Regions from separate parts of the Homo sapiens genome. Here all the other regions are linked to region 1. Evidence: chromatin contacts called from ENCODE Hi-C or POLR2A ChIA-PET data. All regions are on one chromosome and are shown on one strand. The core of a region is the stretch at or near the end of the contact, and the rest is flanking DNA. Distances in the headings are between cores, read along the strand shown. Region 1 holds the start of LINC01569 (long intergenic non-protein coding RNA 1569). Region 2 holds the start of ZNF174 (zinc finger protein 174). Region 3 holds the start of EEF2KMT (eukaryotic elongation factor 2 lysine methyltransferase). Region 4 holds the start of CLUAP1 (clusterin associated protein 1). Region 5 holds the start of SEC14L5 (SEC14 like lipid binding 5). Region 6 overlaps TRAP1 (TNF receptor associated protein 1). Region 7 holds the start of ROGDI (rogdi atypical leucine zipper).

Region 1 (2,987 bases), core at 153-2,652:
CGTCGTAATCCCAGCACTTTGGGAGGCCGAGACGGGCAGATCACCTTAAGTCAGAAGTTTAAGACCAGCCTGGCCAACATGGTGAAACCCGTCTCTACTAAAAATACAAAAAAATTAGCTGGGCGTGGTGGCGCACACCTGTAATCCCAAATAACTCGGGAGGCTGAGAAAGAAGAATCACTTGAACCCGGGAGGCGGAGGTCCACTGCGCTCCAGCATGGGTGACAGACCGAGGCTCTGTCTCAAAAACAAATAGAGATGAGGTCTTGCTATGTTGTCCAGGCTAGTCTAGAAATCCAGGGCTAAAGCCATCTTCCCCCTTCAGCCTCTCTAGTAGCTGAGACTACAGGTTAGAACCACCAACCCAGACTTCTCCCTGTACATTTCAATAATTATTTCAAAACTTAAAAATCTGAAAGAAAGCAAACTGCTTGATAGTGGCAGAAAGCAAGCATGAGGGGATTCTGGGGCTTGCTGGGGGTGTTGGCTACCTGGGTGTATGTTCAGTTTGTGAAAATTCACGGAGCGCCTAAGCTATGCACCCTCTTCTGAATGTGTTACCCAGTACTCCAATAAAAGGCTTTTGGCCCTGGAGAGGTGGCTCACGCCTGTAATCCCAGCACTTTGGGAGGCCAAGGCGGGCGGAGCACCTGAGGTCGGGAGTTCGAGACCAGCCTGACCAACATGGAGAAACCCCGTCTCTACTATAAGTACAAAATTAGCCGGGCGTGGTGGCGCATGCCTGCAACCCCAGCTACTCAGGAGGCTGAGGCGGAAAATCGCTTGAACCCGGGAGGCGGGGGTTGCGGTGAGCCCAGATCGCGCCACTGCACTCCAGCCTGGTCAACATGAGCTAAATTACGTCTCAAAAAAAAAATAAATAAATAAAACAGCCGAGCTGGAGGTGTGTGCCTGTAATCCCAGCTACTCAGGAGGCTGAGGCGGGAGGCTCGCTTGAGCCCGGAAGGTGGAGGCTGCAGTGAGCCGAGATCGCGTCACTGCACTCCAGCCTGGGCGACACAGCACGACTCTTTTAAAAACAGGTTTTGTTGAGTGCCGCATTGATCCGGTCCCTCCCACGCCCCCTGTGCTTCACAAAAACGTCAGGTCCGAGCTCCGGCGCGGCGGTCTCCTCCTCCGCGGGTCCGGGCCGGAACTCGGCAGAAGGACGAGCAGCTCCTTGGGGCCGGCAGTCTCCCATCGCACTGAGATTGACACGGCAATGTTTCGGATACTCTGGGTAAAAATTAAATGTCTTACGAAAAGTCCTGTCACCCGTTTCTTGATTACTTTTTACGGCGGCTTCCAGAACCTTTCGTCAGCGCGAGCTCCATGCCCGGAGGCCGCCGTCACCTGCTCTCCGGGAAGGCCCTGGGCAGGCAGGCAGCGCGCTGAAGGAGTCCGGGAGCAGATCGTGCGAGAGAGCGCGCGGGCGCCAGGCGCGGGGGCGGGGCCAGACGTGCGTGCTGGCGGGAGCGCGCGCGCCATGGCCTGAGGCGTCTGGGAACATGCGCGGCGAGGGGACGGGCGGGGCGAGTCCGGGAAGGGGCGGGGCCGCAGCCGCGCCCCTGACTTCCACCGCCTGCGGGTGAGACCGCCTACCATCGCCCGGCGCGCTTGAGCATGCAAGGGGAGGTGGGATTCCCCTGGCCCGCCCCCAAGCCACGCCTCTGGCCTATGAGAACTGAGCTGTCCCGCAGGGACCGAGAGAGGAGCCTCCGCTTTCGCAGGGGCTGGGCGTTCCGGGCGCACTGCGCCCTCTGTTGATCCTCTTAGGAGCTGCGTGGGGACCGTCGGGCCTGCCGTTTCGCACCTGGCCGAAAGGGGTCGCTGTGCCGGGCCAGATCCTATGTAAATTTAGCTGGATAATCTCAGCAAGAGAAAATTGGCTGCAGTGCAAAGAAGCCAGGCTCAAAAGGCAGGGTTATCCCATTTCTATGACATGTCACAGGTAAGACTATGGCAACATAGATCAGTGGCTCCTAGGGGCTGGGTTGACCACCAAGAGGCATGGGGGGCATTGGAAATGAAGGAACTAATTCATATCTTTTTTATTTTGCTTTGGTTTTATTTATTATTTATCTATTTATTTATTTTTGAGACAGTTTCGCTCTTGTTGCCCAGGCTGGAGTGCAATGGCGCGATCTCGGCCCACCGCAACCTCCGCCGCCTGGGTTCAAGCGATTCTCGTGTCTTAGCCTCCCGAGTAGCTGGGATTACAGGCATGCGCCACCACGCCCGGTTAATTTTGTATTTTTAGTAGAGACAAGGTTTCTCCATGTTGGTCAGGCTGCTGTCGAACTCCCGACTTCAGGTGATCCGCCCACCTTGGCCTCCCAAAGTGCTGGAATTACAGGCGTGAGCCACCGTACCCGGCCTGTTTTATTTTTTCTTTAAATCATATCTTGATCATAGTGGTGGGTAGGAAACTATGCATTTGCGTGTAGGAAACACGCAAAACCAAAAATCAGAAAGTGTGACTTCTACTAAATGTAACTACTTTCATTTTTAAAAATTATTTATTTATTTATTTATTTTTTAAGATGGAGTGTCGCCCTGTCACCCAGGCTGGAGTGCAGTGGCACAATCTCAGCTCACTGCAACCTCCACCTCCCCGGTGCAAGTGATTCTCCTGCCTCAGCCTCACCAGTAGCTGGGACCACAGTTACTGGCATTCGCCACCATGCCAGGCTAATTTTTGTATTTTTAGTAGAGACGGGGTTCCACCATGTTGGCCAGGCTGGTCTCAAACTCCTGACCTCAAGTGATCCGCCCACCTCGGCCTCTCAAACTGCTGGGATTACAGGCGTGAACCACTACTGTGCCCAGCCTAATTTTTGTATTTTAGTAGAGTTGGGGTTTCACCATGTTGGCCAGGCTGGTCTTGAACTCCTGACCTCATGTGATCCACCCGCCTCGGCCTCCCAAAGTGCTGGGATTACAGGTGTGAGCCACCACGCCCAGCCAACTACTTTAATTTTTTAAAA
Region 2 (2,987 bases), core at 172-2,671, 850 kb before region 1:
TGGAGTTTCACTATGTTGCCCAGGCTGGTCTCAAACTCCTGTGCTCAAGTGATCCTCCCACCTTGGCCTCCCAAAGTGCTGGGATTACAGGTGTGAGCCACTGCACCCGCGAAGGCAGTCTTTTTTAATGAGTTTGTGTTGGTTTTTATCTACTTAAAACACAGATTAAAGCAGATCGTAATTTACATTTTCTCCAGGGGCTGATACACCCTCACCATGTGGTATTAAAATGGATCCAGCATGCACAACAAGATGAATATACTCAGGACTACTGAGCTGTACACTTAAAAATGGTTATGATGGTAAATGTTTTTTAAAAATTAAAGAAATTTTTTTATATTTTAAAAATGGATTTGGGTTCCCTTTTCTCAAGGAACTTGAACTGCCTTCACTTAAATTCTCTTTACATTTCAGTGCTTCTAGAGATAGAGAAATCAAGGGCATTATTATTGTTAGCACTGCTTTCTAGCCAAAAAGAAACTGAGAGCGATGAAGTATCTTGCCTAAAGCATCACACAGCACAGCTCCTAGGCAGCAAGGCCAGGACTAGAACCAGCACCCCTTGCCTTCATTATGTTCATCCTGTGCCTTACCTGGCTGAAGAAGAATTTAATAAAAGCTCTTCTAACTTCATGCAGAAGGCGGAACCTGCACCCTTCTTGACCCCTTTTGACCCCTTACCTCCCACTCATCGTTAAATTTTAAAATGCTGTTCTCTGAAAATTTTACTTCACTCTAGCGATGGCCCAAACACTCGGAAAAAAATGTAGCATGAGGATGGGGAGCCAGGTTGATAGGTTTTTCACTTAGTTAACTATTTATTGAGTACTCAGAACGCACTCGGTGCCAGGGCTAGGCACTGTGGATGAGTAGGGAGTGGGCGAGACAGGGACGAGATGAGCAGGGTCAAGGCCAGGGGGTCCCGGGGCGCCGGCGCTCAGGCTCGGGGTGATCCGCACGGTGGGAGCGGGGCACGGTGATCGCGGCGCGTCTGGGGACGCCCGGCCTGAGGGAGGCTGCCTGTCCCAAGGAGACGCCCATCGGGGCCGGACCCGAACGCCTCGGAGAAGACTCCCAGCGGGGAGGGGCTCCTCGGCCGTCGCAGGGCCCAGCGGCTAATCCCGCCGGCCGCAAGGAAGCGGAGAACTCACCGGACACCAGCACTCGCGACTCCACAAACTCCCTCAGCCTCCGGGCCGGAAGTCAGCGGCGCGATTCGCTCCGCCCATTACGCACGCCCCTGCGCAGGCCCGCAAGCCGAATTGCCGGACTGCAGCTCCCGGGATGCACTGCGACGGTATTGACAGGCGCAGCAACCAATAGACGGTAGAGAATGCCCTTGGCAGGAGGCGGGCCCTGTCAGTAGTTGTCCTCAGCAGCTAGTGGGCGTCTCCGCAGCGAGTGGCATCGGCCCCGCCCCCAGCCCGTGCTCGCCGGTGTCGGGTCCTAAGTCCCTCGGTCTTGGGTTCCCGGAGAGGTGAGTCGGCTGCAGGTGGGTGCGGGGCGCCGGGCTGTTCGGGGTACCGGTGTCGCAGTCGCCAGTCCGAGCTCACACCGGGCGTGGAGTTCAGCTGCGCATCGGGTTGCGGCAGCTTCGCCAGGCCTGGGGCTGGCTGGGCCGCGGGGCCGCCCTGGAGGCCGGAGCCACTGGGCCTGCGGCGCCTCGGCAGCGAGCAGCCGCTTTGCTCGCGTGCAGGAGGCTGTTCGCTACCTCACACCCCCGGCTGGCGCTGTGGCCTCGCTTAGCTCTACCGTTTAGCACCCGGCGACATGCACCCGGTCGGTTTCCGCCAGGATGCGGGAGAGTTGGGGCAAGCTACCTGCGACAGCTTGAACTTTTCCTAGGGATTCCGCTCCACCCGCCGGTTAGAGCGTATTGCTCATTAAATCCGAGACCTGTGTGCTTGCTACTGAAATAAAAGAAGTATTTTTTCCCCAGAGTCCTTTTAGGACGTTATGACTTTTCTCCTTTGCAAGACTGCAAAAAACTGACAAGAAGACAAAACTCTTCCCACTCCCAGGGACCGCGTTGTCTTGAGTTTGGCTAGTAAAGGCTAGCAAGTGAGGCTTTGTCTCTGCATCCCGTTCCCCCTAACATCCTCAGAGAACCTTCGTTTCTAGAATCTTTCTAGTATTCAGAGACTTCTCCAGGGTCATGATCCCAAAGGCTTAACCCGTTTACAAGGAGAGAGTTGTCTCCTGACGCCCAAAATGGCAGCTAAAATGGAGATAACTTTAAGCTCCAACACTGAAGCTTCCTCCAAGCAAGAGAGACACATAATAGCCAAACTAGAAGAGAAACGGGGCCCTCCTCTGCAAAAAAACTGCCCAGATCCTGAGCTCTGCCGCCAGAGCTTCAGACGCTTTTGTTATCAAGAGGTGTCTGGACCCCAAGAGGCTCTCTCCCAGCTCCGACAGCTCTGCCGTCAGTGGTTGCAACCCGAGCTGCACACCAAGGAGCAGATTTTGGAGCTTCTGGTGATGGAGCAGTTCCTGACCATCCTGCCCCCGGAGATCCAGGCTCGGGTCAGGCATCGATGTCCAATGAGCAGCAAGGAGATTGTGACCCTCGTGGAAGATTTTCACAGAGCATCCAAGAAACCAAAGCAGTGGGTAAGGAGGGTCCTCTCCCATCATCCTGGGGATTTCTTTTTCTTTTCTTTTTTTTTTTTTTTCTTTTTTTGAGACGGAATCTTGCTCTTTCGCCCAGGCCCGAGTGCAGTGGCGCTATCTCGGCTCACTGCAAGCTCCGCCTCCCGGGTTCACGCCATTCTCCTGCCTCAGCCTCCCGAGTAGCTGGGACTACAGGCGCCCGCCACCGCGCCCGGCTAATTTTTTGTATTTTTAGTAGAGACAGGGTTTCACCGTGTTAGCCAGGATGGTCTCGATCTCCTGACCTCGTGATCCGCCCGCCTCGGCCTCCCAAAGTGCTGGGACTACAGGTGTGAGCCACCGTGCCCGGCCGATTTCTTTTTCATCTGGGTAAT
Region 3 (2,987 bases), core at 282-2,781, 840 kb after region 1:
TCTTCTTCCCAGTTCCCGCATTCACTATTTCCCTGTTTTATTGGCTTTAAAGCCACTGTCATCTGGTCTTTTCTTGTTTATTTATTTGTTTATTCTCTGGCTCTCCCATGCAAGCAGAGCCTCATCTGTCATGGGTACTGCTGATCCATGGTGCCTGGCTCACAGAAGGCATTTATTAAACATTTTGAGACTGAATAAAAACACTAGCTAACACCAACATGTATTTACCATGAGCCAGGCACTGATCCACAGGCTTTTGTACTCAACCCTGACAACAACCCTAAGAGGTAGGTATCATTATATCCCCCATTTTATTAATAAGAAAACAGCACAGAGAGATGCAGTCACTTGCCCAAGGTCACACAGGGCCAGGGGCTGGGCCAGGATTCGAAGCAGACAGGCTGTCTCCTGGGTCTGAACTCTCAACTACTGCACCCTAATCAAACAATCCCTCTGGTCAAATGTGAGTGGTAATAATAGTACCCACCTCGTGGGTGTTGAGGGTGAGCCCAAGTTAGCATTCAGCGTGGGCATGTGAACAATTACAGTCAATACTGAATGGAGACCTATGATGCTTTTATGAAGGTTTCTATTTTGGGTTAAAAATGCACGAATTTCTCTTGACCAGAAATGATCTCTGAGTGCAAATATTTTATGTCAATGGAATAACGCAAATGATTAAGCAACACCCCATAAAATGGGGCAGACCCAGGGAGGAATATATATCCAAACTCACTCATCCCAGTGAGCTCACCGCACATGAATTACAAATGAGGCCGGGTGCATTAAGCCCCTCTGCTGGCAGAAGGGAGGCTGCTGCCTGCCATGGGCCTGTGCTGAGAATGGCAGGTCCCCAGGGCGAGGAGAGGCCACCCCCTTCTCTGTCTCTTCCATCACAGGCGTGACAGCCTCAGAGCATGAGCCGATTCTGTGCAGTGCTCAACATACAGATGAGAATACTGAGGCACGAGGGACAGCCTGTGACCCGGTCACCGCGCTCAGGAGGACGTGGTTACCTGCGGTCCTGACGGCGCTGACTTTTTAGAATGGGCGAGGGCAGCTGTGTCCCAGTGACCAGAACGATTACTGCCTTTAAAAAGTCGTGAAAATGATCGTGAACTGTACCCCACACCGAGCGCGCGTCTGCCCCCCAAGGCTGTGGAGACGCCCCCAGCTTCCCCCGCCAGCTCGCGGGGCAGGAGGGGTGCGAGCGACTCTGGCCAGGCCCCAGGGACGGGGACCGGGTCGCGCGGCCCTGACCGGCGGGAGCCCAGGAACTCACGTGGCGGGAGCGCCAGGGGCTTCAGCACGGAGACCCGTCCCGTCTGCCCCTGGACTCCCGCGAGCCCCGCGGGCCTCTCCGCTCGCCCCGCCGCCCACCTGCCAGGGGAAGGAGCGCAGTGTGCGTGCCGCCAGGAAGCGGCGCTCGAAACTCTGCAGCAAGAGTTCGGTCCCCGCGTTCTCCTCGGGCGCCATGACGTGGGCGGGGCCGCAGCGTTGCCGGCAGACCGGGCGGAAGCCCGGCCTGGACTGAAGAGGGGGCGGGCCCAGGGCAGTGAGCGGGGGCAGAGAGGGGGCGGGGCCCGGGGGTCCCCCGGGGGTCAGGAGGAACGTCGTGGGGGCGGACTCTAGGGCGGGGCCAGGATGATTGTTATGAGGGCGGGGCCTGGGGTGGGGCCAGGATAAGCGTCGTTGGGGCAGGTCCTGGGTAGGGGGCAGGTCCTGGGTAGAGTCCAGGTTGGCGGGTCCTGGGGCGGGGCCAGGATAGGGCGATCCTGGAAGCTGGGCTTCAGAAGCGTCCAGGTTGGTGGCGTCCTGGAGGCGGGGCCTTGCGTGGGGGCAGGATAAGAGTCCTGGAGGCGGGCATTAGGGCAGGGATAAACGCCATTGGGTTCAGGAGGCGAGACTCGGAGCAGAGCCCAGGAGACAGGTCTTAGGGCGGCGCTAAGGCCAGACCCAGAGAAGAGCTCAGGAGGCGGGGCCGGGGCGGGGCGTTGACTATGTCGTAGCACATGGCCAGGCGGTGCTCGGACTCTGGGAGGCGGAGCTTAGGACGGGCCGACGTGGGGAGGGGCCCAGGGTCCGGGAGGCGGGGCCGAGTCCGGGCTGCGGGCTGCGCTCAGGAGGCGGGCCCTGGGAGGCGGAGCTTAGGGAGGGGCCGGTGTCGGGAGGGACCCAGGGACTGGGAGGCCGGTCGGGGCTGGGCTCAGGGGCCGAGACCTAGCTGGGCTTGGGGCGGGGCCGAGACGGAGCGAGGGGTCCAGGGCGTGGGAAACGGGGAGGGGTTTGAGGAGGGGATCGGAATGTGGCTCAAGTTCGGGAGGCGTTACCTGTGGAGGGTTTGAGGCAGGCCCAGCAGCGAGGCCACGGTCTGCCGACGCGGGGCCAGGGGCGGGCCCCAGGATCCGGAGCTTAGGGCGGGGCCGAGTCCGGGTTTGGGGACCGGGAGGCGGGGCCGGTTAGGGCGAGGGTCCCTGGGATCGTCGGGTCAGGCCTTGGGCCAACGTAGGCACTCTCGCAGTTCCTCCGCCTTCAGGAAGGTCTTTTTGGCAGGGGCCCTACGGGTGCGCGCTTCGGTCCTGGAGGCCTTATCCAAGCCTCCTCTCCATCAGCGCCACCCGTCTGGGGTCCGAAAGGAGGGAGCTTTCCCTCTGTCCCCCAGCCTTTGGACTGTCACCAAACAAGCCATTCGTTCACCAAATACTTATTAAGCGCCTACCAGGTACCTGACAAGGGAGATGTAACGGTGAGAAAAACTAGGTGTGGTCCAGGCCCTCCAGGGGCTCAGGGGCTCGTGGAAGAAGTGGACATTGAAGTATTTATCACACAAATGAGTATAAAAGTACAATAGCGATATCTGCCACGAAGGCGAGCAGACAGAGCTAGCGGGGCTTGCAGGAGGAGTTTTGATCTTGCAGGGACAGGAAGGAGGAGTTAGCTCCTGCGGGGTGGGATTGGGGGTGGTGGTGATATAGACGTGGGGACAG
Region 4 (2,987 bases), core at 246-2,745, 750 kb before region 1:
TTTAATATGCACTTCTCTAATAATAGCCTTGATCATCTCTTCATTTGCATATTAGCCATCCATATATCTTCTTTTGTGAAGTAGCTTTTAAAATGTTTTCTCCATTCTCTAATTAGACTGTTTCTCATTATTGAGTGTTGAGAGTTCTTGATACATTCTGGATACACGTCTCTTTATCAGATATGTGTTTTGTGCATATTTTCTTCTAGACTGTGGCTTATCTTTTGTTTTTCTTAATAACACGTGAAGCAACATTTATGGGAGGCCATTGTTTTGGAGCGAGCTCCTGCACAAGGTACCAACGGACCAGACCAAACCAGAATGGAATCGCTAGTGCAAGGTGCCACGTAATCAATGCGAACTTAGAGACAGGCCAGTCTGCCAAAACACAGAAGATTCACTGCAACCAACAAAAGGGGCCCTGTCCACCTAGGCTGGCATAAGGAAGCCCCCTCTGCTTTAACCCAAAGAAATGCATCTGAAATAACCTGATGCCAACCAATCGCTTTGTGCACTACGCTGTTTCCTTGTTCCTGCTCAAGCTACCTTACAAAACCCGGCTGCTGTGCCACGCCTGGCGGGGCATCTCCCCATTTCACACGTGGAGGCCGCCCCTTCCTGCCGTCTCCTCGCGCCCCCATGCAGAGGCTAGGGCTGCCGGGACCCGCGCGGCGCGAGCGGCTCAGGGCCCCTTTCCGGCCTGTTGTGCAGCCCGAGCCGTCTGCGCGTGCGCGAGACCGAGGCCTGGCCTGCCTCTGGGCGCCCACAGTGATCCCGTCCTCCGCTCGGCAACCAGATTCCGACGAGGAGCGCGCTGTGCCTCGGACGGGGGAAGGCGGGCTTCCTGAGTATAGTGCATTTTTTTTTTTTTTTTTTTTTTGAGACAGAGTCTCGCTCTGTCGCCAGGCCGAAGGGCAGTGGCGCGATCTCGGCTCACTGCAACCTCTGCCTGCCGGGTTCAAGTAATTCTTCTGCCTCAGCCTCCCGAGTAGCTGGGATTACAGGTGTGCGCCACCACGCTTGGCAAATTTTTGTATTTTTTGGTAGAGACGGGGTTTCGCCATGTTGGCCAGGCTGGTCTCGAACTCCTGACCTCAAGTGATCCGCCCGCCTCGGCATCCCAAAGTGCTGGGATTGTAGGCGTGAGCCCCCGCGCCCAGCCAAGCATCGTGCATTCTTTATAGAAATGAGGGGGAAATAAGCAATATGGAAAGCGCCTAGCGCAATATCAAGCACGTAGTAGGTACTCAGAACCTGTCACCCAGCGCGAAACGTCCGCAAAGCGTGTAAACAGACGCCCAGAAGCTGGGAAGCTTGCAGCCCTCATAGACGCCGGTATCGCCACGCCCTCTGCCCTCGGCGTCTCAGGAGCGCTCTCTGCCGGCCCGCTCTCCCCGTGCGTATGCACGTGCCGCCGCGTCTTCGCTTCGCTTTTTGTTTGTCCCTGACCGTGCGCCGTCCAAGGGTCCATTGGTTGCCATAGAGATCGTCGAGCGCTGGGCCTGTGATCGCTGAGGGGCGAGCAGTTGCGACCCTGGGCTCCTGGGGACCTGAGCGTTATGTCTTTCCGCGACCTCCGCAGTAAGGCAGCCCCGCGCCCCTGTGACCTGCGGGTCTTCCAGAGATTCAGGGCTCCCGCCCGCCGGGTCCCCTGTGTAGGCGATCCCTGAGGCTTGCGCTGCCGGAGGCTCCTTTCGGGCCTCTGCGCCTCAGGGACCGCCTGACCCGCGGCTGCAACCCGGCCGAGCGTCCCAGGCCCTTCTTCGGCCATTTCTAGCGAGGATGGAAAGTTCTCTATCTGCCACTGGCCGCGTGTGGCTCAGAACGCTTGAAATGTGGCTAGTGCAGATGAATAACTGAATTTTTAAGTGTAATTTATTTCTGTTTGTGTAGCTGCATGCCGCTCTTCGCTACCGTATTGGAAAATGCATGGAGAGTTTAGAGACTATTTTTTGAGTTGGGTTAGCTTAGCGCTTAGAAAACCGAACAGCAGGCCGGGCGCGGTGGCTCACGCCCGTAAGCCCAACACTTTGGGAGGCCGAGGCGGGCGAATCACCTGAGGTCGGGAGTTCGAGACCAGCCTGACCAACATGGAGAAACCCCGTCTCTACTAAAATTACAAAATTAGCCGGGGGTGGTGGCGGGCGCCTGTAATCCCAGCTACTCGGGAGTCTGAAGCAGGAGAATCGCTTTGGAGGTTGCGGTGAGCCGAGATCGGGCCATTGCACTCCAGCCTAGGCAACAAGAGCGAAACAACATCTCAAAAAACAAAAAACAAACCAAAAAAAAAACAACCAGCAACGAAACCGAGGAGAGGAGGCTGGGTGATAATCATTGCGGCTAACATTTTTTGAGTTTTAACGATCTGCCAGGGCCCGCTCTGTGTTATGCGCATTTCATTTTAATCATCTGAACAACTCTGTGCCCCCTGTATTTGGTAGTGAGGAAACGGGCACAGAGAGGTCAGGTAACTTGGGCAGGTGATACAGGCGGTAGGAGGTGGCACTGGGGCTTGAATTCAGGTTGCCTGAACTCCAGACATCCTGAACTCCATCTGCATCCTTTCTGCAGGGCTGGTAAGGAGAAGGGAGCTCGAATTCCTTTGCTAAGAGGGTGGGGAAGTGGAAGAACGAGGCTAAGAGTGTTGGTTACGGCTGGGCGCAGTGGGTCACGCCTGTAATCCCAGCCCTTTGGAAGACCGAGGCAGGCGGATCACTTAATTTCAGGAGTTCTAGACTAGCCTAGCTAACATGGCGAAACCCTGCCGCTGCTAAAAATTCAAAAAATTAGCCGGGCATGGTGGCGCGCGTCTGTAGTCCCAGGTACTTGGGAAGCTGAGGCAGGAGAATTGCTTGATTCCGGGAGGCAGAGGTTGCAGTGAGCCAAGATGGCACCACTGCGCTCCACCCTGGCCGACAGAGTGAGACTGTCTTTAAAAAAAAAAAAAAAAAAGGAAAGGTAGATGATGATTGCCAATTTGGTGTGAT
Region 5 (2,987 bases), core at 155-2,654, 700 kb after region 1:
CCCTTACTCCCTGTTTTATTTATTTATTTACTTATTTATTTTGAGACCGAGTCTTGCTTTGTTGCCCAGGCTGGAGTGCAGTGGCCAGGTAACAGCTCACTGCAGCTTTGAACTTCTGGGCTCAAGGGATCCTCCTGCCTCAGCCTCTTGAGTAGCTGGGACCACAGGCACGTGCCAACACGCCTGGCTAATTTTTTTTTTTTTTTTTTGCGACGGAGCTTTGTTCTTCTTGCCCAGGCTGGAGTGCAGTGGCGCAGTCTCGGCTCACTGCAACCTCCGCCTCCTTGATTCAAGCGATTCTCCTGCCTCAGCCTCCCGAGTAGCTGAGATTACAGGTATACGCCACCATGCCCGGCTAATTTTGTATTTTAGTAGAGACGGGGTTTCCTCATATTGGCCATGCTGTTCTCGAACTCCTGACCTCAGCTGATCTGCCTGCCTTGGCCTCTCAGTGTGCTGGGATTACAGGCGTGAGCCACCGCGCCCTGCCTAAACTAAAAAAAAATTTTTTTGTAGAGATAGGTTCTTGCTATGTTACCCAGGGTGGTCTCCAACTCCTGGGTTCAAGCGGTCCTCCCGCTTCCGCCTCCTAAAGTGTTTGGATTACAGGCGTGAGACATGGCGCCCGGCCTCTTACCTGTTTTAAATTGTCCTTTCTCTCCGCTGGCTCCTTGAGCCCCTTTCCTGCTTATTTTTCTCTCGTTAGAGTTTTTCACTACCTCACACATCATATATTTGCCTTATTTATTGAGTGTCTGTCTCCCCACCGTAGTATAAACTCCACGAGGGCAGGGATTCGTGCGTGTGGCTCACCGGCGGCTCTCCAGCGCCTGGACAGGGCTGACCCCCAGCAGGCGCTCTGTGAAGGTGTGCAGAGTGGGCGAAGGTGCATGCGCGGGCCGTGGGGCGGGGACAGGTGGAGGAGCCAGTCAGACCCAAGTGCAGCGGGACGAGGGCGAGGTTAATCTGAGCAAGAAAAGCGTAAATTCTGCTTATCTACAAATGTAAACAGTACTGTCGGCCAGACGCAGGGTCCGGGGCGGGTCGGCCCGGACTCAGGGTCTGCTTGGAGGCAGAGCTAGATTAGGGCGGGGTCGTCCTGTGGCCTACCATTCCCCGAGGCTGAGGGCCTTGGAGGGCGGGGCCAGTGAAGGGGGAGGGGACTTCCTGAGGTGTGACCAATCTAGAGAAAGGACTGGGCTGAGGGCGTGGTCAAACAAGCGACATCTAAAAATAAGGGGCGGGGCTAGAACCAGGGGGAGTTCGCCTGGGGCGGGGCCAGAGTGGGGCGGGACCAGTTAGGGGGCAGGGCCAACCTGGGCGGGGCCATGGCCGGGGACGTGGGCGGGACCAGGTCAGGGGCGGGGCCAGGCCAGGATCTCCGCTGTCCCGGGTCCTGGAGCTCTCTCGGCCCGGCAGGTTTCGCTCCCGCCCCTCCGGCCTTCCACAGCTGTCCTGGCCGCAGGGTGTTCAAGGCGGGACACACCAGGCTAGAGATCCGCGATCGGGCCCCGCCTCAGGTACTGCGCTCCAGGCCAGGCGGGCGCGGGTAAGCGCTCAGCTCCCGAGCCAGGCGGGCTTCCAGGGCACTTCCCCTAGGCTGCATTCCCAAAGGCTCCCGAGGGCGAGGGTGAGCAAAGCTGCGGGGACCTGTGTGTGCATGCGTGTGCGATTGCCTCTACGTGTGTGTACGTGTGTGTGCATGTGCGCACGGGTGTGTGTGCGTGTGTGCACGTCTGTGCACACCAGGGGAATTGCGTGCGTGGAGCTGGGCAGGTGCGTGTTTCAGGGTGTGTGTGCAAAGTTGGAGGCGTGTGCAAAAGCAGTCCCGTGTGGGAGGGAAACCTGCGTGTGTACATGTGTGTGATAGAGACAGTGCCTGTGAAATGTGGTGAAGGCTGTGTGTGTATGTCAGGGTGTCTGGGAGGAAAATGGGAGGGCAGGTGCAAGGAGACTCGGGGGTGGGCTGTAGGCCAGCAAGTCTGTGGCAAGCTGCGGGGTGCATGCGTGAATAGAACCGTGGGAGTGTAAGAATTGCAAATGTGTGTGTGTCTGTGTGGGTGGCCGTAAGGCTTCTGGGGGCCCTCAGTGTGAAGGGGTGGGGGTAGAGGAAAGTTTGGGGGTGCTGACTGCTCTTGGAAGGCTGAGCGTGGTCTGGGGCCATGGCTAATGACAGGGAAGCTGTTGGGGCTTGGCCTGGAGTAATTTGGGGGGAATATCAGCCTTCTCAATTTGAAGGCTGGGGAGCTGTGTGGGTGGGGCCAGGGGCTGCCCCTTACACTTGGTGGGTGGTGTCCCTGCTTCCCGAGGTGGGAGCTGCAACCTCACCAGTCACTCCTCGCCCCAGGCTCTGTGCACACCCCTGCCTGGTGACCTCCATTGGTGCTCCAGCGTGAACATGGTGCAAAGATACCAGTCTCCTGTCCGAGTCTACAAGTACCCGTTTGAGCTGGTCATGGCGGTGAGTGACTCCTGATTCTTGGGCCCCCATGTGACAGTTGGAGGGGCTTGAGATCAGCTATGGCGGTAGGAAGACGGAGCTCCTTAGACTCCCAGATCAGAAGGAATTAGTGAGTTACTCAGCTGACCTGGTGGGTTTAACTTCTATCCAGTGACCTCTCTGTCCAACCATCCTATCCTCGGCCCAGTGACCAAAACACAAAGTCTTTCTTCCTTCTCCTTGTTGAAGCTGACCTGCTCCCTTACTTTAGACTCTCCTGATAGAAAACAAAGGTATCAGGGGCCAAGCCACTGCTGTCATTTCATATAATGGCATATCACAGTGATAAATGGAATGGTGGTGATAATGACAACAGCTGTTTATTGAATGTTTACAGCACTGTCTTAACAGATGATGTTTCTTCCAATTCCCGATAGCTGTTATTTTCCCATGTAACCTCCATGAAACTGAGGCTTTGACAGGTGAAGGGATGACACTAAGTTCTGTATCTACGCAGAGGTGGAGTCGGGGCTGAGATCCCCACAAA
Region 6 (2,987 bases), core at 229-2,728, 560 kb before region 1:
CTCATGTTTGGAAGTGGAACCTAGTAATGAAACACAGACACAACCAACAAAGTTTAACTTCTATTTTTGTGCAAGAATACGCTACGTCACATTCCAAAGAAAGCTTAAGTTTATGAGTTTTAAACTTTTTTTTTTTTTTTTTTTTGAGACGGAGTCTCGCTCTGTCACCCAGGCTGGAGTACAGTGGCACGATCTCGGCTCACTGCAAGCTCTGCCTCCCGGGTTCACGCCATTCTCTTGCCTCAGCCTCCCGAGTAGCTGGGACTACAGGTGCCTGCCACCACGCCCGGCTAATTTTTTGTAGTTTTAGTAGAGACGGGGTTTTACCATGTTAGCCAGGATAGCCTCGATCTCCTGACCTCATGATTGGCCCGCCTCGGCCTCCCACACATTTAAGATCATGAACAAAAAGAAAGAAGCAGACAGAAACAAAGTCTGGCTGGGCACCATGGCTCATGCCTGTAATCCCAGCACTTTGGGAGGCCAAGGCAGGAGAATCACTTAAGCCCAGGAGCTCAAGACCAGCCTGGGCAACACAGAGGGATCCCGCCATCTCTACAAAAAATACACAAAGTAGCTGACGGTGGTGGCACACACTTGTGGTCCCAGTGACTCAGGGGGCTGAGGTGGGAGGATCACTTGAGCCAGGGAGGTCGAGGCTTCAGTGAGCCATGATTGCACTACAGCACTCGGCCTGGGTGACAGAGAAAGACCCTGTCTCAAAACAAAACAAAACAAAAAGTCTCTCAGAAAGGAGGTCTCAGGGCAGGACAAATCCTCCCACTGCTGAGGCCAGACATGCCTCGGGCTATGTCGAGGGAATGCTGAGCCTGGTTTCCCAATGTGCATGGTTACGAGAACTGGACTGCCTCTAAGAACCAGATTATATGTTCTTTCTTTTTTTTTTAGAGGCAGGATCTGGCTCTGTTGCCCAGGCTGCTATGCAGTGGCAGGATCGTGCTCACTGCAGCCTCAACTTCCTGGGCTCAACCGATTCTCCTGCCTCAGCCTCTCAAGTACCTGGAACCACTGGTGTGTGCTACCATGCCTGGCTAACTTTTTAATTTTTTTCTGTAGAGAAAGGGTCTATCTTGCCCAGGTTGGTCTCGACCACTTGGCCTCAAGCAATCCTCCTGCCTCGGCCTCCCAAAGTGCTGGGATTACAAGTGTGAGCCACTGTGCCTGGACTATATTCTTCAAAAAAGCGGTTTCCAAATTAATTAGTTAGAAATCAAAATAACAAGAAAACCTCACTTCTCTTTTTAACTTCAAAGATTCTACTCTTGTCGACCCACTTAAAAGCCAGAAATGGAGCCACTTCAGGACTGGCTCCAAAGACTGCTTTTTTATACTTCAGAGGGAATGAAAAGACAGCTCCAGAATTCGGTCCTGCGCAGACTGGGCCAATGCTGAGTTTCCCCTCCCGCTTCCATGATTATTAGCAGATGTGCCATGAATCACCACTCAGGGGAGGTGCCGGACGGCAAACTCACGGGTGGCCACCAGAGGGGGCAAGACACACCCGACACTGGCAGAAGTCCCTCGCTGGGACAGAAATGGAGGGCGCAGCACTCCCTACAGCCAAGACCTTCTGATTTCACACCTAAGGCGGTGGCTCTACCAATCACTGCCTCCACCCTGAAAATGCCCCTTTACGCACAGCAGTGAACCAAAAAGCCCTCCCAGACCAAAGCACGAGCCAAGGCTACCCTGCACGCTCTCTGTGCTGCTGATAATCGAGTGCAGGGGTTCCTCCTTGTCCTCGGCGGTCTGCGTGCTGAACAGTCGTCCTGCCTGCAAGCTCCAGGCTGGGTTTCGCCTGGGGCCCAACTGGGCTGTGGTCCTCCGAGGACACAGAATTGGTTTTCCTGAAAAGACAAATATGCAGAAAGAATGAGAATTAGGAAGACACGAGAAACAATATGGTAATTCGTCCCATCAAGGGTGTCTAGCAGAAGCTAGCGTGGACATCTCTAAGTCGGGCTGTTGCTGAAAGAGAAATCCACAGGACCAAATGCCACAGTGTCAGGGTGTGGTTTTGGCAAGGAGCCCTCACAGATGTCATCAGTGTAAGATACTGTGTCTTCTCAGAACCGCAGAAGCGAAACTGGAGGGGGTGGGCTGCTGCCTTCTTTTCAGAGGGGGTCTCGCTCTGTCACTGCGATCACAGCTCACTGCAGCCCCAACCTCCTGGACTCAGGCAATGCTCCTGCCTCCGCCTCACGAGTAGCTGGGACCACAGGCACAGACCACCATGCCCCCATAATTTTTTAAAAAATTTTTTGTAGAAATGGGGTTTTGCTATGTTGCCAAGACTGGTCTCGAACTCCTGGGCTGAAACCATCTTCCCGCCTTGGCCTTACAAAGAGCTGGGATGACAGGCGTGAGCCACCATGCCCAGCTGGCAGATGCCTGCTGACAGCACTTCCCACATTCGCCTCACGGGTGACACCTCGCATCAACCTACCAAACTGAAACCTGTCTCGACCCTCGCAGCCCCTGCAGAAGCCCCCGATGGGCCACACTTCTTTGCTCTTGACAGTCAAGCAAAAAAAAAATCCTCCCAAAAGGGATCCAAATATTTAAATGTTAATATTCTGAAACTGTCTCATCTTCTAAAAGTTGATTCTTTCCCATTGCTTTTTCATCCAAAACAGATTTTTTAAAAAAAATTTGTGTACTTTAAAAACTGAAAAACAGCTGACGATGGGTTCTACCTTCTAACTAAGAAGGAGACTTGTCTTCTGTAACTTCCTGCTCAGTCCAGTGGGCTGAGAAAGTTGCCGGCAGAGCCCAGCGAGGGAGGAAAGCAGCCAATGTGTCCCCAGCCGCACGCAGTTCACCGACGCAGGCCCAGAAACCAGACACTTTCACTCCAACACAGGACTGGACCGACCCAACACCAACACCCACTGACCCCAGGGACCACATACCAGGACCCTGCCTTGGTCAGTAGATTTGCAATACGTGATGGTGTCAAGGATATG
Region 7 (2,987 bases), core at 488-2,987, 550 kb after region 1:
TGGAGCCCAGGAGGGGGGCCTCCCCCCACGCCTTGGTGCCTGGCACAGAGTCGGGTGCAGACTGGAGTTCAGGCATTGGCTGATTCAACTGTGATGTGTGGCCAGCCTAATCCACCAATGCCCATGTTTCACTGGTCCGGACGCCAGGCCAGGCCGTGTGCAAAGAACCCCTCTCCTGCACCTCTTACTGAATCTGCACACCGATCCCGGGAGAAGGTGTGAGGGTTGCTGTCATTTTCCAAAGGAGAAAACTGAGGCCAGAGAGATCAAGGGTCCCGCCCAGAGTCGCAGGGCTTGTACAGAGAGAAAGTGGGAGCTCCCATGCTCTTCCCCATTGGCAGGATGGGAGGGGACAGGGCCGGGGGACTCACCGCCTGGCTGAGGGCATCCCCCTGCAGAGTCAGCACACCCTTCACCTGGTCTGTGCTGTAACATGTGGCGTCAGAGCGGTGCCTGTGGTCACCCCCCCACCACCCAGCCCTCCCTCCCGGCGGGCTGCCCCTCCTGTCCCATCGCACAACCAGCTGGTCTGCAGGACAGGGCTATGGCCATGCCTCCTACCCCCCAAGGTACCCATTTCCCCGGTTTCCGCCTAGCCCAGGCTCACCCACAGCTGCCTAGGATGAAGTTCTCTTGCTTGGCGGGCCCCTCAGTGCCGGAGCCCGGCAGAGTGAAGCGCAGAGAGGCCTCCTGTGGAACAGAGGGAAGGAGGGGAGCTGGTAGCGCCCACTCAGGCCCGGCCCAGTGCTCCTTCCAGAAGCCCCCCTCCCTCCAAGTCAGCGGGGGGAAGGAACAACGTGGCCTGGCCTCACCTGGGTTCAGCTGGGGTGGGAAGACCCTGCCCAAGCCCCCAGGGCACCTAACCGTGAGCCCGATCTCTGCTTATACCACATTCCCTGAACACCTCCTGTGTGCCCGCCTCGGGGAATACAAAACAGACAGGGGCAGCCTCCCAGCTTGGTTGAGGGGGAAAGGGGCAAGGGGCAGAGTCAGGGAACAAGGCAGTAGTTATGGTAACCCGCGGTCCTGGGCCACAGCAAGCACTACGCCGGTTACTTCTGTGAGCTGCCTGGCTCATTTATCTACACCCCAGCCTCGCGAAGCGGGTACTGTTATCTCCCTTTTGCCAATGAGAAAAGGGAGGCCCAGGGAGGTTCAGTGACTTGGCTGAAGTCACACTGCCAGGCAGAGGCAGAATTCTTCGGCTCCCAGATTGGATGCCGCTGCTCCCAAGGCGGCCTTCCCCGACCCGAGGCCGGGCGGGACTCAGGCCCTTGCTAGCACCCTCGTCGGGACCCGCCCCTGCCCGCACACAGGTACTTATATAATGAGGTCGGCTCGAGTTCGCGGAGGCGGGGCCCTGCCTGAAAGCCGCGGCAGCCGCACACTGTAGGCGCTCAGGACGCAGCCGCGCGGCCCCAGGTGGAGCCAGGGAAATGAGGAGGGAGGGCCGCCACGCCCGGCGGGGCAGGGCGCGGGTCGTTACCTTGAGGATGTCCTGCAGCTGCTTCAACACAGCGTGCACCTCGTCGTGCAGCAGCCAGCGGAACTCCTCCTCCTGCGGGACAGACCCGGCGGTCGCGCCCGGCCCCGCCGCCCCGCCGGCCCGCCCGCTGGCCCGCGCGCCTTACCAGCACCGCCCGCTCCGCCGCCGTCGCTGCCATCACGGTGGCCATGGCCGCAGGCCGCCGCCGAGCGCCCTCCCCACCGGCCGCTGCTCCTGTCCACCAATCTTTCTGTCCTCGGTCCTCCGGTCCTCCCGTCCGCCCCCGGCGTCTGGCTCCGCCCCCACCCGATTGGCGGAGCGGGTACCACCCCGCCCCCAGGCCGGCTCCGTGCTCGCGATTGGCTGGCGCCTGTCGGTCCGCCTCGGCCCCCGAAACCTGCGGGAGCCCTGGAACCAGACTGGCGGCTGCGGGAGTGAGGCTCGCTCCGCCTGGCCAGGGACGCGGCCGGCGGCTGCACGAGTCAGGCTTGCTCCGGCTGGCCAGGGACGCGGCCGGCACCAGCCTGGGGCGCCCGCTTGGGGGCGGAGCTCCCGGGGCGCCCCCAGGATATGATAGGGCGCTCTGCTCCACTCGCGCTCACTCATTGGCCGGCAGGACAGTCTGTCCCCGCTCCTCCTCCCTATTGGCCCGCTTGGCTCCATTGGTCGTGGTTCCAACCCTGCCGCGGACCTCGCCGCCACTCCCAAGTCCGTCTCACCCCGGACGCGGAGGTCCCGAAAACCCACCCCGGCCCCGCCGCTGCCTTCTCCTCCCACCCATCTCGCCGAGGACGAGGGAAGCAGGACTCCTGCGGCACAGCTGTGTTACCAAGAAGTGTTTTATTTTTCTTGCAGTAGCTTTGTTAATTGCACAAAATCATGTTTTGTTTTTGCCATTTAAACATTATCACACAATCCTATTCTGAAAGACAAATGTTCATTAAAAACAAAGCAAAAATAAAAATTCACAACCTTAATTACCTAGATTTGTCATTTAAAGGTTTAAAGAAAAAAGGGAGGGGCTTTCTTACAAGCTTTTTCACAAGTGTCACATTTTCTCCTTAAAAGGGAAGGATTTCAAAAGAAAGGTGAAATAGCTTAAACAGAAATATTCATAAAAAGGAACTTTACAGAATTGTCAACAATATTAAGACAAAATTGACTAACCGGTTTCATTACCGCATCTTCCCCCGCCCCCACCCCCAGTGTGTTCCGCCAGGACTAGAACAGGCTTTGTGTTCAGACAGAAATGCTTCAAAATCCCAGTGAAATGAACTGTGCTAAAAACCCGACAGGCATCTTCCCTGCCCTCCCCCCACTCGTCTTCTGCAATCCTCTAACCCAGTTTCTAATCTCTGAAAGGGGCCAAAGCTGTGAGGGGGGAAGGACCCCGCCCTAGTGTGGCCACCCTATATATAATTACATATTGCATCGTAAATGCTGGCCTTCCTTCTGCAAATTATGATTTTGGAAAATCCAACCCATGCAGAGGGATAAAAAA

What was found. A loop is a pair of places that touch in the nucleus more often than their neighbours do. ChIA-PET counts read pairs that join two places held with the same protein, here RNA polymerase II (POLR2A). Pooled maps may share reads with other maps.
Region 2: a loop to region 1 is called in a pooled map, with 10 times the contacts of the local background. The contact joins the promoter of ZNF174 here to the promoter of LINC01569 in region 1. A Hi-C loop is called at or near these places in 8 of 50 pooled maps. POLR2A ChIA-PET finds 5 or more read pairs at or near these places in 2 of 52 experiments (CD4-positive, alpha-beta memory T cell and HEK293).
Region 3: a loop to region 1 is called in a map of B cell, with 28 times the contacts of the local background. The contact joins the promoter of EEF2KMT here to the promoter of LINC01569 in region 1. A Hi-C loop is called at or near these places in 2 of 168 maps with a recorded cell type or tissue (B cell and naive thymus-derived CD4-positive, alpha-beta T cell), 3 of 37 single-sample maps with no recorded cell type and 8 of 50 pooled maps.
Region 4: a loop to region 1 is called in a map of naive thymus-derived CD4-positive, alpha-beta T cell, with 4 times the contacts of the local background. The contact joins the promoter of CLUAP1 here to the promoter of LINC01569 in region 1. A Hi-C loop is called at or near these places in 1 of 168 maps with a recorded cell type or tissue (naive thymus-derived CD4-positive, alpha-beta T cell), 1 of 37 single-sample maps with no recorded cell type and 9 of 50 pooled maps. POLR2A ChIA-PET finds 5 or more read pairs at or near these places in 3 of 52 experiments (H1, PC-9 and activated T-cell).
Region 5: a loop to region 1 is called in a map of CD4-positive, alpha-beta T cell, with 28 times the contacts of the local background. The contact joins the promoter of SEC14L5 here to the promoter of LINC01569 in region 1. A Hi-C loop is called at or near these places in 2 of 168 maps with a recorded cell type or tissue (CD4-positive, alpha-beta T cell and CD8-positive, alpha-beta T cell), 6 of 37 single-sample maps with no recorded cell type and 13 of 50 pooled maps.
Region 6: a loop to region 1 is called in a map of naive thymus-derived CD4-positive, alpha-beta T cell, with 27 times the contacts of the local background. The contact joins the enhancer-like site here to the promoter of LINC01569 in region 1. A Hi-C loop is called at or near these places in 7 of 168 maps with a recorded cell type or tissue (A673, GM12878, IMR-90 and 3 more), 29 of 37 single-sample maps with no recorded cell type and 19 of 50 pooled maps. POLR2A ChIA-PET finds 5 or more read pairs at or near these places in 2 of 52 experiments (GM12878 and activated CD8-positive, alpha-beta memory T cell).
Region 7: a map of CD8-positive, alpha-beta T cell shows a loop between it and region 1 (26-fold over the local background). The contact joins the promoter of ROGDI here to the promoter of LINC01569 in region 1. A Hi-C loop is called at or near these places in 1 of 168 maps with a recorded cell type or tissue (CD8-positive, alpha-beta T cell) and 9 of 50 pooled maps. POLR2A ChIA-PET finds 5 or more read pairs at or near these places in 1 of 52 experiments (WTC11).

Annotation. Positions count from the first base shown.
Region 1 is chr16:4,252,387-4,255,373 of GRCh38, forward strand. It overlaps LINC01569 (long intergenic non-protein coding RNA 1569), which reads right to left and starts at 1,403. Exons shown (of 3, transcript NR_039999.1): 1 at 1,261-1,403. RefSeq lists enhancers at 285-907, 972-1,181 and a silencer at 1,412-1,671.
Region 2 is chr16:3,399,794-3,402,780 of GRCh38, forward strand. It overlaps ZNF174 (zinc finger protein 174), which reads left to right and starts at 1,422. Exons shown (of 3, transcript NM_003450.3): 1 at 1,422-2,613. The coding sequence starts at 2,212. It overlaps ZSCAN32 (zinc finger and SCAN domain containing 32), which reads right to left and starts at 1,211. Exons shown (of 7, transcript NM_001284527.2): 1 at 1,152-1,211. RefSeq lists silencers at 849-998, 1,549-1,768 and an enhancer at 972-1,471.
Region 3 is chr16:5,096,264-5,099,250 of GRCh38, forward strand. It overlaps EEF2KMT (eukaryotic elongation factor 2 lysine methyltransferase), which reads right to left and starts at 1,532. Exons shown (of 8, transcript NM_201400.4): 1 at 1,381-1,532. The coding sequence starts at 1,476. RefSeq lists an enhancer at 1,151-1,776 and silencers at 1,213-1,372, 1,543-1,672, 1,983-2,522.
Region 4 is chr16:3,499,509-3,502,495 of GRCh38, forward strand. CLUAP1 (clusterin associated protein 1) reads left to right here and starts at 1,496. Exons shown (of 12, transcript NM_015041.3): 1 at 1,496-1,581. The coding sequence starts at 1,560. RefSeq lists enhancers at 1,181-1,230, 1,351-1,730, 2,238-2,755, 2,756-2,987.
Region 5 is chr16:4,956,926-4,959,912 of GRCh38, forward strand. It overlaps SEC14L5 (SEC14 like lipid binding 5), which reads left to right and starts at 1,405. Exons shown (of 16, transcript NM_014692.2): 1 at 1,405-1,520; 2 at 2,348-2,461. The coding sequence starts at 2,399. RefSeq lists silencers at 1,290-1,499, 1,298-1,593 and an enhancer at 1,397-1,932.
Region 6 is chr16:3,689,118-3,692,104 of GRCh38, forward strand. It overlaps TRAP1 (TNF receptor associated protein 1), which reads right to left. Exons shown (of 18, transcript NM_016292.3): 2 at 1,710-1,868; 3 at 1-20. Among named protein-coding and RNA genes, the nearest start is that of TRAP1, 27 kb to the right of the region's middle. Within about 2 kb of position 1,479, at least 15 of the 41 ENCODE cell types and tissues checked have a DNase peak (open chromatin) inside an H3K27ac peak, as active enhancers do.
Region 7 is chr16:4,800,896-4,803,882 of GRCh38, forward strand. ROGDI (rogdi atypical leucine zipper) reads right to left here and starts at 1,738. Exons shown (of 11, transcript NM_024589.3): 1 at 1,632-1,738; 2 at 1,487-1,558; 3 at 608-690; 4 at 372-426. The coding sequence starts at 1,676. GLYR1 (glyoxylate reductase 1 homolog) reads right to left here. Exons shown (of 16, transcript NM_032569.4): 16 at 2,308-2,987. RefSeq lists an enhancer at 1,246-1,746 and silencers at 1,252-1,311, 1,352-2,141, 2,034-2,245.